Linked DNA regions of Homo sapiens: region 2 is linked to region 1. Evidence: read pairs that join two places in POLR2A ChIA-PET (ENCODE). Cell type or tissue: MCF 10A. All regions are shown on one strand. Each heading gives the region's core, and the rest is flanking DNA. Links, peaks and the distances in the headings are about the cores only.

Region 1 (8,316 bases), core at 2,248-4,747:
ATGATATAATAATTTCAGCTATCTCCCTCTGAGTGCACAATTGTCTATGCCTATAACCTTCTCATTCTGCTGTTTCTATCACATCTTGTCTTTGACCTTATCAGAGCTCCATTCCATGGTGCTGTTACTACCTATCAAACGCTCCTGTTTTAATTTCCTTCCTATTCAGCTGATTTCCTGGTTTACCACTCCCAGTTGCTCTCATGCCCATATTCTCAATTCCCTTGTTCAATTTTCCTTCACTAAAACCACCTGATGAAACTCCAGCCCAGATGAATATAGTCCTCCTCCTCTCTTACACATGGGGTGCTGCACTCTATAAGACCAAACTTACAAAATTAGCAATACCACTGCCACTATAAATGTATAATATTCAAACCTAATTGGGCTTCTGAGACCAAGAACTCCTTTTATAATTTTTCTAACGAGCTTTCTCTTCTACGCTCCACAACAACTATTTTAAACCTACGTATCTTACTTTAAACTTCTTACCCTACCACTTAGATACCCCCTTTTATCCGATGAACTTGCCTGATACCTTATTGAGAAAATAGAATCCATCAGCTAGAAATTCATTTTCCTGTCCCCTACTCCACAGCTTTAACAGCATCTGTATCTATACTTTTCACCTGCTGAGGTCCGTCCCACTGGTCTAAATCCAAACACTTCATACATTGCCTGGATCCCATCTTTAACAACCTTTCTAGGGGACTTGCATTATCCCTTCTGTATCTTAATTTTCTCCTTCCCTACTGAACATTACACATTGGCATTTTAAATATATTCAAGTTTCTCTAGTCTTTAAAATACTCTCTGAGTCTGAATTCTTCTCCAGATACCAATGTATTTCTTATTCCTTTTACAGCCTTTTCATTCTTTACAAATTTCTTGAGAGCCTGGATGCAGTGAGCCAGTGAGCCTGGGTGACAGACTGAGACCCTGTCTCAAAAAAAAAATTGTTGAAAGAGCGGTTTACCTCATTTTTGCTTCCTCATCCGCCTCACTTTGCACCGAAGTACAATCTAATTTTCATCACAACCATTCTACTGAAACTGCTATTGCAAATGTTATCAAAGATTTCCATATAAGTTAAGATTATACTGTGGAACCAATGTGATGCAATGACACAGTGGCTTGTAAACATGTCTCTCTTTTTCACATGACAGTACCAATGTAAAAATTATTAGGTAGGTAGGGCAGCTTTCATCCTCACAGTCCTTCTGAAACCAAATTTTCTTTCAAGTAATTTCTTCAACATTCCCTATGGCAATATAATCTGCATGGCTGTAGCTGGGTCACTGTCACATCTGGGTTCTAGCTCGCTTGGAAGAAAGAGGCATATCCAGATGATTTCTGTTCTATAACTGGAAGGGGAAGACAGAAATTCTGCTCACAATCCATCTGTGAGAACTTAATTCACTTGGCCACACTCAAATACAAGGGAGGCTGGGATGGGCAATCTACCTTCATGGCCACATACCTGGGCACAGTTCTATTACTATAGAAGCAAAGGAAAACAGATTTTGTCAGACATCTATCAGAATCCTCCACAATGACCATCTTTTTAAGCCCACTGGATAATTGTCATACTTATTTTTCTTGATTTTTCTGAAGCATTTGCAGCCATTGATCTTCCTTATCTCCTTAAAATGCTATTTGCTTTTGATTTCATGATTTTGAACTCTGAGCCTTCTTTATCTTTTCAAATATACTTCTTGCCCTGTCTCCTCTAAATGAAGATGTTTCTCAGAGTTCTGTGCCAAGCCTCTTTTATACTTATTTGACACACTTTTGCTTGGTTATCCTAGAGCATTCATGGTGTGTATATATATATATATATATATATATATGGTGATTGAAACCATGAATGCTATATATATATATATGCTATATATATGCTCTCTGTATATATGCTATATATATGCTCTCTCTCTATATATATGCTATATATATGCTCTCTCTCTCTGTCTCTCTCTGTCTCTCTCTATATATATACATATATACACACCACAGTTCATATTGCCAGCTCAGATTTATTTCCTATGCTTTGGTTATATGCAAACACACACACACACACCCCACCACCACGCAAACACACATCCTACAGGCACTTACCTCAATATCAGCATGTTCAAAACTGAACACTTCATCTTTTTCCACCCCAATCATGTTTTTTTTTAGCATTCCCTGTCCTAGTGAATGACACCACTAGTCATCCAGATGCCCAGTCCAGAGGTGTGATATCATCTCTGAGTCTTTCCCATTTTTCTCCCCATGCAACCTATCAACCAACAGTTGAAAACATTTCATCTCCTCATACCTTTCTATTCATCCCTCTTCTCTCCATCCACACTGGCATTATCCTCATCCAGATCATCATCTCTTATCTGATCTCCTTGATTCTCCAGTCACTCCCCCTGAAATTAATTCTCCATACTGCAGCCAAACTGATTTTTTAAAATGCAGATGTAATCATGTTAATCAGATATTTAAAACCCATCTTTGTACTTGAATTACCTTTAGGATAAATTCAAGAATGCATGATATGACCTGTATAATGATTCATGTTCTCACCATGCTTTTAACCCTAATTTCATTGTTAGACCCTCCCCTTCCATAGTTTTTAAAGTCCAAGGCATACTTCATTTCTCTGTGTTCCTCAAAATGCCCATCTGAAATATTCCTCCTTCTCCTGGCTAGTTCCTTCAGATCACAATGTATTTTTCATTACCTCAGGAAAGCTTTCACTGATGTCCCAAGTCCGACTTTGATCTTAATTATTTTATTTTTGACAGACACTTAACCAGCACTTACAAACCACTTTGTAAATATTAATTCATTAGATGCCTACGATAATAATCATAGGAGACAAATATTATTACCCCATTTTACAGGTGAGGAAACAAAGGTATCTATAACTTGCCCAAGCTTATAGATAGTAAGTCACATAACCAGGATTCTAATATTGATAATTTGGTTCCAGATCCCATATTCCCAAGCACTAAGGTATGCAGCCTCCTAGGTACAAGAAGTCTTTTCTAGGTATTTCTATATTACTTTTTATAAATGCATACATTATGACATACTTCGTTTACTTGTCTGCCAATTTTTCTAGCTTGTGAGCTCTGTAAGAGCAAGAATTATCTCTAACTTATTTGTGCCATGTCCTTCTTTATATTTTTAAAATATAAAAGTGAAAAAAGTAATGATATTACCAACTATAGCTGACAACAAGTATTTACAAGAGTGAAGGAGATAATATATTTGTAATTACTCGAGAAATGACTTAAATAAAAAATTATTTCTTCAGTTCAGAATATTTTAACAGATCCTTTAGTGCCGAGCATTCAAAACAGTGATAATGCAGTGTATGGACTTTTCTGGATTCAAATTCAAACAAACCAACAGCAAAGGACATTTTGGAGAGAACTGGGGAAAACCAAATGCAGTATAAATTACACCAAGGAATTATTGCTCAAGTTGTTGATTGTGAACGTTTTATTACAATTATCTTTTAGAAGGCCTTACCTATTAAAAATACTTAGTGAAGTATTTAAAGGAAAAAAAATGATGTCTGGGATTTGTTTCGAATGTTCCGGATGTATTTATGAATTACTTTTTCAAAGAGGAAAACTTTTTTAATGAAAAAAAAAACATGGAGACACATGGTGGCGCTACAGGATAAGACGAAAACAGTACATAGGCTGGCACGGTGAGCTTCGCTATTCAGGAGAACAGAAAGCATCCAACCCACTGAAAAGACAGGCATTAAAGGAGCTTCGCCTACAGAGCTGCTGGAGGATACACTCTCCAGGGGGTTCCTGTTAAAAACCAGAGCTTCAGCTTCCAAAATTACGGCTGAGCTTCAGTTTTTCCACAAGAGATTGCCTAAAGGAACCATGGAGATCAGAGGGGCACTCGATCTGCGAAAAAGGCAAGTTCTAATATTCCTTGTTTTGCTGGGATTGTCTCGGGCAGGTACTGAATCTGCACACTATTCTGTGGCAGAGGAAACAGAAATTGGCTCTTTTGTGGCTAATCTAGCGAGGGACCTAGGGCTGGGGGTGGAGGAGCTGTCTTCACGTGAAGCCCGGGTAGTGTCTGATGATAATAAAAAGTATTTGCACCTTGATTTGCTGACTGGGAATTTGCTCCTAAATGAGAAACTAGACCGAGACGAGCTGTGTGGCTCCACCGAGCCCTGTGTGCTGCATTTTCAGGTGGTTTTGGAAAACCCTTTACAGTTTTTTCGGTTTGAGCTGTGTGTCAAAGACATAAATGATCACTCCCCTACATTTCTAGACAAGGAAATACTTATTAAAATATCAGAAGGTACCACTGTTGGAGCTACCTTTCTAATGGAGAGTGCTCAAGATTTGGATGTCGGAAGCAACAGTCTCCAAAACTACACAATTAGCCCCAATTCTCACTTCTACATTAAAATTCCCGACAGTAGTGACAGAAAGATATACCCAGAGCTGGTCCTAGATAGAGCTTTAGATTATGAACAGGAAGCTGAACTCAGATTAACACTCACAGCAGTGGATGGTGGATCCCCGCCCAAGTCTGGGACAACTTTGGTTCTCATCAAGGTGTTGGACATCAATGATAATGCCCCTGAGTTTCCTCAGAGTCTCTATGAGGTGCAAGTCCCCGAGGACAGACCCCTTGGCTCCTGGATTGCCACCATCTCAGCTAAGGATCTGGATGCAGGAAACTATGGAAAAATATCTTACACATTTTTCCATGCATCAGAAGATATTCGTAAAACATTTGAAATTAATCCAATATCTGGGGAAGTTAATTTGAGATCACCCCTGGATTTTGAAGTAATACAGTCCTACACTATAAATATTCAGGCAACAGATGGTGGGGGTCTTTCAGGAAAATGCACCCTTCTAGTTAAAGTTATGGATATAAACGACAACCCACCAGAAGTGACCATATCGTCGATTACAAAGAGAATTCCAGAGAATGCCTCAGAGACCCTAGTAGCTCTTTTTAGTATCCTAGACCAAGACTCTGGAGACAATGGGAGGATGATTTGCTCTATTCAAGATAACCTCCCTTTTTTCCTGAAACCGACCTTCAAGAACTTTTTCACTCTAGTTTCTGAAAAAGCACTGGACAGAGAGAGCCAAGCCGAGTACAACATCACGATCACCGTCACAGACTTGGGGACACCCAGGCTGAAAACCGAGTACAACATAACCGTGCTGCTCTCTGACGTCAATGACAACGCCCCCACCTTCACCCAAACCTCCTACACCCTGTTCGTCCGCGAGAACAACAGCCCCGCCCTGCACATCGGCAGCGTCAGCGCCACAGACAGAGACTCAGGCACCAACGCCCAGGTCAACTACTCGCTGCTGCCGCCCCAGGACCGGCACCTGCCCCTCGCCTCCTTGGTCTCCATCAACGCGGACAATGGCCACCTGTTTGCCCTCAGGTCGCTGGACTACGAGGCCCTACAGGAGTTCGAGTTTCGCGTGGGCGCCACAGACCGCGGGTCCCCGGCGTTGAGCAGCGAGGCGCTGGTGCGCGTGCTGGTGCTGGACGCCAACGACAACTCGCCCTTCGTGCTGTACCCGCTGCAGAACGGCTCCGCGCCCTGCACCGAGCTGGTGCCCCGGGCGGCCGAGCCGGGCTACCTGGTGACCAAGGTGGTGGCGGTGGACGGCGACTCGGGCCAGAACGCCTGGCTGTCGTACCAGCTGCTCAAGGCCACGGAGCCCGGGCTGTTCGGCGTGTGGGCGCACAATGGCGAGGTGCGCACCGCCAGGCTGCTGAGCGAGCGCGACGCGGCCAAGCACAGGCTGGTGGTGCTGGTCAAGGACAATGGCGAGCCTCCTCGCTCGGCCACCGCCACGCTGCACGTGCTCCTGGTGGACGGCTTCTCCCAGCCCTACCTGCCGCTCCCTGAGGCGGCCCCGGCCCAGGCCCAGGCCGACTCCCTCACCGTCTACCTGGTGGTGGCATTGGCCTCGGTGTCGTCGCTCTTCCTCTTCTCGGTGCTCCTGTTCGTGGCGGTGCGGCTGTGCAGGAGGAGCAGGGCGGCCTCGGTGGGTCGCTGCTCGGTGCCCGAGGGTCCCTTTCCAGGGCATCTGGTGGACGTGAGCGGCACCGGGACCCTGTCCCAGAGCTACCAATACGAGGTGTGTCTGACAGGAGGTTCCGGGACAAATGAGTTCAAATTTCTGAAGCCGATTATCCCCAATTTTCAAGTTCATGACACTGGTAGGAATATGGGGGAAATCGAGAACTTTCGAAATAGCTTTGGACTTAACATTCAATAAAACAATTTATTTTAAATGTCTAATTTTTGGTTATTCTTGGCAAGCTGATGGTACTTTTTGCATAATCTTTTGTGGATTCTTGGTTGTACTGTAGTTGCATGCATGATTATAGCTCTTGTTTTTCTCACAGTTTCTTTAAAAATCTTTATTAGTGGCTATAATGACGTGGAAATGTAATCTGTGTTTTCTGGTTTTTCATTTATTTGGCCAAAATGTTATATTAATGGAGTTATTGCTATTTTTGCTGTGATAATGGTATTATGCAAGACCATATTCTCAATTATTTGGATATGCAAACTAAAGTATTAAGAGCTAATGTCATTATATATGTAACTTAAATCTAGACACCATCAAAGCATAAAATAAAAATAAAAAGCGTTGCTGAATCTGGGTCGAAAATGTAGTGCGTTTATCCCACTATTCTCTCTGAAAATGTTCTTTAGAAAGGGTAACAAAGATGCTATCCCTCCATTTTCAGTTCTGGAGAACCTTATTAGTTTTTCAAATATTTACTTTATGATGAAACTTAAGTGGTCACATTGGAAATTATTAATTTCTTAAGTAATTTTTTCTGTAACTGCTTTTGTTGATAATCCTGTTGTGGAGGAAGAGTCTTATAATGCTCTGGGCTTTGCTGTCACTCTTTGGTTTTCTTAATTTAATTCTATTTATTTATGTTTTTTGAGACAGGGTCTCATTCCATTGACCTGGCTGGAATGCAGTGGCACCATCATGGCTCACTGCCGCCTTGACTTCCTGGGTTCAGGTGATTCTCCTGCCTCAGCCTCCTGAGTAGCTGGATCACCAGCACAGGCCACTACGGCCTGGCTAATTCTTTTGTATTTTTTTTGTACAGATGGAATCTTGCCATGTTTCCCAGTCTGGTCTGGAACTCCTTGGCTCAAGCGATCTGCCCGCCTTAGCTAGTTTTTTGTTTTTGTTTTTTGAGACAAAGTCTCACTTTGTTGTCCAGGCTAGAGAGTAGTGGCAGGATCTTGGCTCACTGCAGCCTCGACATCCTGGGCTCAGGCAATCCTCCTGCTTCGGCCTATTAAATAGCTCAAACTACAGGCACCCGCCACGATGCCTAGCTAAATTTTTGTATATGTGGTAGAGATGGAGTTTTGCCATGTGGCCCAGGCTAGTCTCGAACTCCTGAACTCAAGTGATCCACCTGCTTTGGCCTCCCAACGTGCTAGGATTACAGGCATGAGCCATTACGTCTGGCCTAGTTTTCTTTAAATACACCGTGTTTACTAGCTTAAATTTTGTGTTGTTTATTACTAAAGCAGAAAATAATTTAGGGTCTTATCCTGGGTAAAATAGCCTTCCATCAGATGAGTACAAAGCAAGAACTTCATAAGAAATTGAAATGAAGATTCAAACTGTTAAAGAAATGATTTAGTTTCACTTTCCTATTAATTATTGAGTAAATATAAAACATCATTAACACTTTGTGGCCTCTCTCAGATGCCTACAAAGAAGGAATGGGTAGGCATTTATGGTTTATAGTTGCCTCATCATGTAACATATTATATCTCAGCTCTAAAAGAAAGTTCTATAGAAGATTATAGATAGAGATTTTGATAACTGGAATGTAGTATGGATATAGGGCTGGTGTACATATACATTTTGAAATTGCTCTTACAAGATTAAATACTATTATAGACCAGATGATGTAGTAAAATGGAATTTCACTTGCCATTGTGAAATAGGTGAAACAAATTCCAGTTTCCTTAGATTTCTTCCCTCTACTTTATGCAATTATCACTGATTTTATTTTTCGTTGTAACAAGTAGTTATTTGTTGTGTGGATTTCTTAAAATTGACATTTAAACAATAAAATCCTGAAAAGAATATTTGGGTCCCCTTTTTCCCTCAGAGTCATAAGAGGCAAAACTGTGCTCTTAAGTCACTGCTAATGTAAAAACTGAAGTAACTAAAAACTAAAGAAAGAGAGAAGAAAGACTAGAATAAGGTAGAAAAAAGTGAAATGGAAAGAGAAATAAAAGTGTATTTT
Region 2 (5,588 bases), core at 177-2,676, 300 kb after region 1:
GGGGGAGAATAAGCAGTGGTACAGGAAATATTCTTAGCAACCTTCTCTAGATAGGAGGTGATATGGTTTGGATGTATGACCCCTCCAAACCTCATGCTGAAATGTGGACTACAATGTTGGAGGTGGGGCCTAGTGGGAGGCACTTGGGTCATGGGGTGGATCCCTTATGAGTGGCTTGGTGCCCTCCCCACAGTAATGAGCTCATACAAGCACTGGTTGTTTAAAAGAGCCTGGCATCTCTCTAGCTCCCACTTCCGCCTTGTGATACACCTTCTCCCCCCTTGATTGGAAGCTTCCTGAGGCCTCAACAGCAGATGCTGGCGCCATGCTTTCTCTACAGTCTGCAGAACTGTCAGCCAAATAAACCCCTTTTCTTTATAAATTACCCAGTCTCCAGTATTTCTTTATAATAATACAAAATAGACTAACACAGGTGGTCATGAGAGCACCTTCCTGAAGCAATGTCATTATGTCCGACTCTCCTTGCTGGAAGGTATGAAAGAATATTTCCGGCCCATACTGTGGGTTCACTGCTGTCTCCTGTTCAATCACGCAGGCTGAGGGGAAACAGGCCTGGACTTGGAGTCACAAAAGTGGGCTACAGTGCTCTGTCATTAGCCATGTAGACCTGGGCAAGACTTTATCTGTTTTTTATTTTTATTTTTTTGAGATGGAGTCTCATTCTGTCACCCAGGCTGAAGTGCAGTGGCGCAATCTCGGCTCACTGCAAGCTCCGCCTCCTGGGTTCATGCCATTCTCCTGCCTCAGCCTCCTGAGTAGCTGGGACTACAGGTGCCTGCCACCACGCCCGGCTAATTTTTTGTATTTTTGGTAGAGACAGAGTTTCACCGTGTTAGTCACCTTATCTGGTTTTAATCCCTTTCCCTATGAGAAGGTTAGATACTAATCACTGGAAGTCTTTAGAGTCTTTCCAACTCTATGGTTCTGTTAGATGGATGGAGCTTATAGGGAAGCTGGGAAATGGTAGAGGGAAGGAAAGGAAGAGTTGAATTTCTTTCTTCCCTTGGCTTTTATCCCAGTGAGCAAATGACTTGTATACAAGAGGCCACAATTCAGACATGGAGATAAAGTTGAGTCATTAAAACCACAAGCTGACTCAATCATGGGCCTGAAATAGCAGCTGTAATACAATCACATGGATTCTTCCCCTTGACACTCCAACCATTGTTCTCCCACACCCTGCGGATCACAGGAGTTTACATGTTGCTTTTAATGAACCAAGCCTGATAGTAACTCTCCTCTTCCAACTCCTCAATGAGTCTTTGTATACTGGTCACTCCCCCAGGTCTCCAGAGACCGGAAGAATTTAACATTCCTTTAAATTCTAGGGAAAAAGCTAGTGTCTTTGAATAGGGACAGCTGCCTCTCTGGAAAAAAGGAGGGCTATGAGGCAGATATGTTCCACAGTGCCTCTGTTTTTTTAGCTCAAAGCAATCAGCCAAGAGGAATAGTCAGAGACAGCCAGGCAAGGGGTGGAACAGCCAAATTCAGTAGCTGCATAGAGAAACCTATAGCCAGTGGAGCCTTTGTATTTTGAGAATGGGGCCATCTAAGTCCAGCCTCTCTCTCCTCTTAATCCTGTTGTCACTGCACAAAAAAAATATTAGAGCTGGAAGGGACCCTGCAGACCATTCATTCTAGTCCAACTCTCATTTTATACCTGAGGAACTGAGTCCCAGAAACATTAAGTGACTTGCTTAGGATAACACAGACAGCATCAGAACTAGATGTGACTTTAGGTCTTTTGATCCCTACCTAGCCCTGTGTTCTTTGTAATCTACTCTGATGGCTATCCTCCTGTTTAATGTGAGACCGCATCACATCACTTTACATGATGTGAATGCACCAGGGTCTAAAGAGTTACCAGAATAACTACAAATGTCTCCCTTGAGATTCTCCCAGATATATTCAAGTGTATTTAGTGGACCCAGAGCCTAGAAAGATAAGCTTATAGGCTAGAGCCACTTAAAATATATGTAATTGTCATTTCACCTACTTTCCAATTTAGTATCTCCTAGTATAAGTCTCCTCCTATTCCCTCTTGCATGGGAGAGAGTACTTTGACTAATTCAGGTCCTCTGCTGGAAGGTTAGTTTCCAACAAAATTCCTCCTTCCTCCACCTGTGAGTTCTGATTTTCTACTTGGAAAGAAGTGAAGAATGGGGCTTCCCCAGCAGAGGGAAGCCACTGATGTCTGGCTACCTGTGGACAGGAAGCATCTGGGATTCTAGTATAGTTCCACAGGAAGAGGCTTAAAAGGGAATTCCCCACCAAAATTCTGATGCAGGCACTTAGCCGACGGGGTCAAAAAAAAAAAAAAAAAAAACAATAAGATGCAATGTATTTTTGTAAGGCTAGAAATGCTTAATGTTAAGGCCACATCACCTTGTGTGGTCAGTAGGAAATAATGTTGTAAGAACCTATAAAGACAAAATACAGGAGTAATAGTACCTCTAGCTGTACTCTCCTTGCAAACACCTATCTATAAGACTAAATGCTCGAGCCCAGAGAGTACTCAGCTCTTCATATCCACTTCTCCCCACGCTTTAGAAAGCCTGTACTCAGAGAATGCCAGAAAATGGGTAAGAACTTTGACTCGGGAGCTTTCAGTTTGGGGAACATTCTGAAGTCATACAAGAGAACCCTCAGAAGGGAGTATCACTCTGGTTATTCAGAGTATAGGTAGAAATGGGCAGCCAGCCATTACAGATGAAACTCACAGTGATGGCTGTTGTTGGGCCAGAATACTGAGTTTACATAGGCTAGCATGCTCTAAGGTCCCCCTTTCCAGGCTGTGGCAGGTACTACAGGCCCTACAGATACCACTGTATTAATAGCTAAGCACTGGCCAAAGCAAGCTGTGTTAACTCCTTCTGTTTACAATAATCTCAAAGTATAACTATCAAATGGGCCTACACAATGCAACAGCCAGGAAACAGGGAACATAGATTTAAGTCCCTCTGAAGTAGAAACCTCTAATGATGCCTTTTTTTGTAATTCCCACTCTTCAAATTAGTAAAGAAGCCACCACTCCTAGCCTCAAAAGACCTTCACTAGACACGATAGTGCAGGTCAACTCCACATGAGGGGCAGACTTGCCTATACCTTCCTTTGAATTAGTCTCTTGGCCACTGTAAGCTTCCCTGAAAGGGAACTTATTCATTAATCTTTTCCCATACTAATGCCTGGATCACTTGTCCTAGCTCCATAATTCTTTTTAGAATCTCTAGCTCAATGTAATCCACTTAGATCTTCCAAAGGACATGAAAGGAGATTGCAGGGCAGTGATGGGGAAGGCAAGGGCAATAGAGGCTAACTGCACTCAAGGAAAAGGTAGTTTTCAGACACGGCATAATCCTTCAACTGAGATGCTCCTCTATATTTTTCTATCTGGGAATAATGATGCCTAAACCTGTCTACAAAATTTTATACTTTCTATTATTAGTTCTCTCTACGTATGTCTTCTGCTTGTGAAGTCCAGAGTAAGGACTCTGACTTATTTTTTCTTTGAATTTCAATCTATATCTAATATACATTTTGTATTTAGATCAACTTTTGTTCATACACACAAATGCCAACTCAAATCCCTGGGTCCTGCAGCTCAGTTCCTTTGTTCCAAATATCTGCTTCAAGAGTGGGGAGAAATGCGGCATAATCCAATGTAACTGATTTATTGCCAGTCCCTTAAACCCCAGTTTTCTAAGTCGCTACTCTGTAACATGGGAAGAAGAGGACTAGATAATCCGTTCTGGATGCAGGGACTAAAAAGATGCTTAGAGCATCATTATTTGCTCTTTAGCCGCAGACTGGCAGGAGTAGAGAGCCCTCACCCCCTTCGACACCCAGGATGAGCTCCATGTGCTTACTTACCTTGACGGGGCCCTCTCTTCCGTCGGAATGCTGCCCCTGACTGCAGGGCTTCTAGAAGACTGTCCATCACACCTGTCTCATCGCCCTCTGTTATAAAGAACAAGATGGAGATGTGAACTCTTCAGCCAGAGCAGCATGGCAAATATCAAGCCCCACACAAAATGAATGGCTATTGCTTGATTTCCCCTCTCCCACAGCAGCTGGCAGCTAAGAAGAGGCAAAGAGAGCTCAGCCTTAAGTCTCACACGCTCATGTTTACTTGTATCTGCTAAAAAATGGTTAAAACAAAAGATCTCATTGCCTATTATCCAATGCAGACCTTGGGATATTTTCCCGCAATGCCATCCTCCCCACCCCAATCAGGACTAGCAACAAAATTATACAACTGCCCAACTCCAAGACCAGGATAAGTAGAGACTACGATTGTGAAATTACTAAGCAACTATATCACTCCCTTTTATCCTAAAGTGTTTTGCCTGGTTAGGTTTCAGAGCAGGGCCGAGGAAAGACCACTGATCAAAGAGTGCACTTTCCTGAAGTACTGCCTCCAGTGGCTAAGTCTTCCTGATGTCTAAGTCCTCTGCATCTAAGAGGAGCAGCCTGGCTGGAATACAAAGAGTTAATGTAGAATCCTTGTTCTAGCCTGGCTCGGTTTCCATGACAACAGCTTAGGATAGTGAAATCTGAAACTGTGAAATCCCAAAAAGTCCATAGGCTGCCAGATCCAAGGCTGGGGCTCACTGCTCCCAGCGCCACCTGCTGGCTGAGCATCACCAGTGCAGCTGACCTACATTCCACCCTCATTTGCTTGACCCGGGTACTGGAAACTGGGCAAGGTCCATTACGCCACCTGTTGACCGTGTGCAGCCCTCATCCCACATGTCAGCGGGACTCCACCTTCCCCCACTGCATCCTAGCCAGTACCTGGGGACAAACCCTGGAGTCCCAGGGGAAGGTGAAGGATACTTGGTGTGGGCTTTAATAGCATTACGAAGTTGTGGCTTACAACTAAGGGCAAGGAAATTGCTTTACAGAAAAGTATAAAAAGTCCCTGGTAGCAAGAGGTATCAGAGCAGCCCTTGTGCCTGTGCTCTGTAAAATACTGATTCCTAACAAACTCAGCAGCTCTGTGAACACCTCTTCATTTGCAGAAGGTTTGTGGCCCCTCAGGTTTAGAGGAGGGTGGCATGGGCTCAGTGCTGTGTGAGCAGTGTATGCTGTATTTCCGCTGCCCACAGAGAGAGCAGTGGGGGCGAAGGGGTAGGGAATCTGCAGCAAGAAAGAAGCAGAGACAGGAAACAGAGGGCCAGTAATTGAAACCATATGTTTCAACAAAGACATGCTTCTGGTAGTGAAACAGAGATTCTGCTGAAGAAAGAAGAGGGTGACCGGCTCCCCACCCGCTCCAAAAGTTCAATCCATTTAAAATCTAATTGTGCATACAACTGTGCTAAGGTACTAGGGACATAGTACTTTGTGAAATAAGCAGAAAGGGAAGACACGCCACAATTAAAAGATGGGAGGAGCGTCAGGAAAATATTTTACAGAAAAAAACCCGAAAGATTTAGTGGAGGGAATGAGAACAGGCCAGAGGAACCTTTGGATGGACAGAAGGAAAACAGTATATATCACAGCAATACCACAATCACAGGGGAATGAGAGAGAATGCAAGAGCGAGCAAAGGAGAGAAAAGGTAA

The links. ChIA-PET counts read pairs that join two places held together with the same protein. Peaks named below come from ENCODE experiments on the same cell type or tissue, not always from the same donor. Only the 100,000 strongest peaks of a DNase experiment are listed, where the experiment ranks them.
Region 2: POLR2A ChIA-PET joins it to region 1 with 14 read pairs; 3 of 35 experiments call an interaction of 5 or more read pairs at or near these places.

What each region holds. Positions count from the first base shown.
Region 1 is chr5:141,219,607-141,227,922 of GRCh38, forward strand. PCDHB14 (protocadherin beta 14) reads left to right here and starts at 3,737. Exons shown (of 1, transcript NM_018934.4): 1 at 3,737-8,153. The coding sequence starts at 3,900. The coding sequence ends at 6,296. It also overlaps PCDHB@. In MCF 10A, for the core only: a CTCF peak has its summit at 3,677 (motif pointing right); a DNase peak (open chromatin) is centred at 3,705.
Region 2 is chr5:141,520,252-141,525,839 of GRCh38, forward strand. It overlaps DIAPH1 (diaphanous related formin 1), which reads right to left. Exons shown (of 28, transcript NM_005219.5): 27 at 3,892-3,978. LOC124901091 (a long non-coding RNA gene) reads left to right here. Exons shown (of 2, transcript XR_007058971.1): 2 at 1-385. Among named protein-coding and RNA genes, the nearest start is that of PCDHGC5, 34 kb to the left of the region's middle. RefSeq lists an enhancer at 971-1,265. In MCF 10A, for the core only: no CTCF peak of the experiment used is centred there; a DNase peak (open chromatin) is centred at 1,140.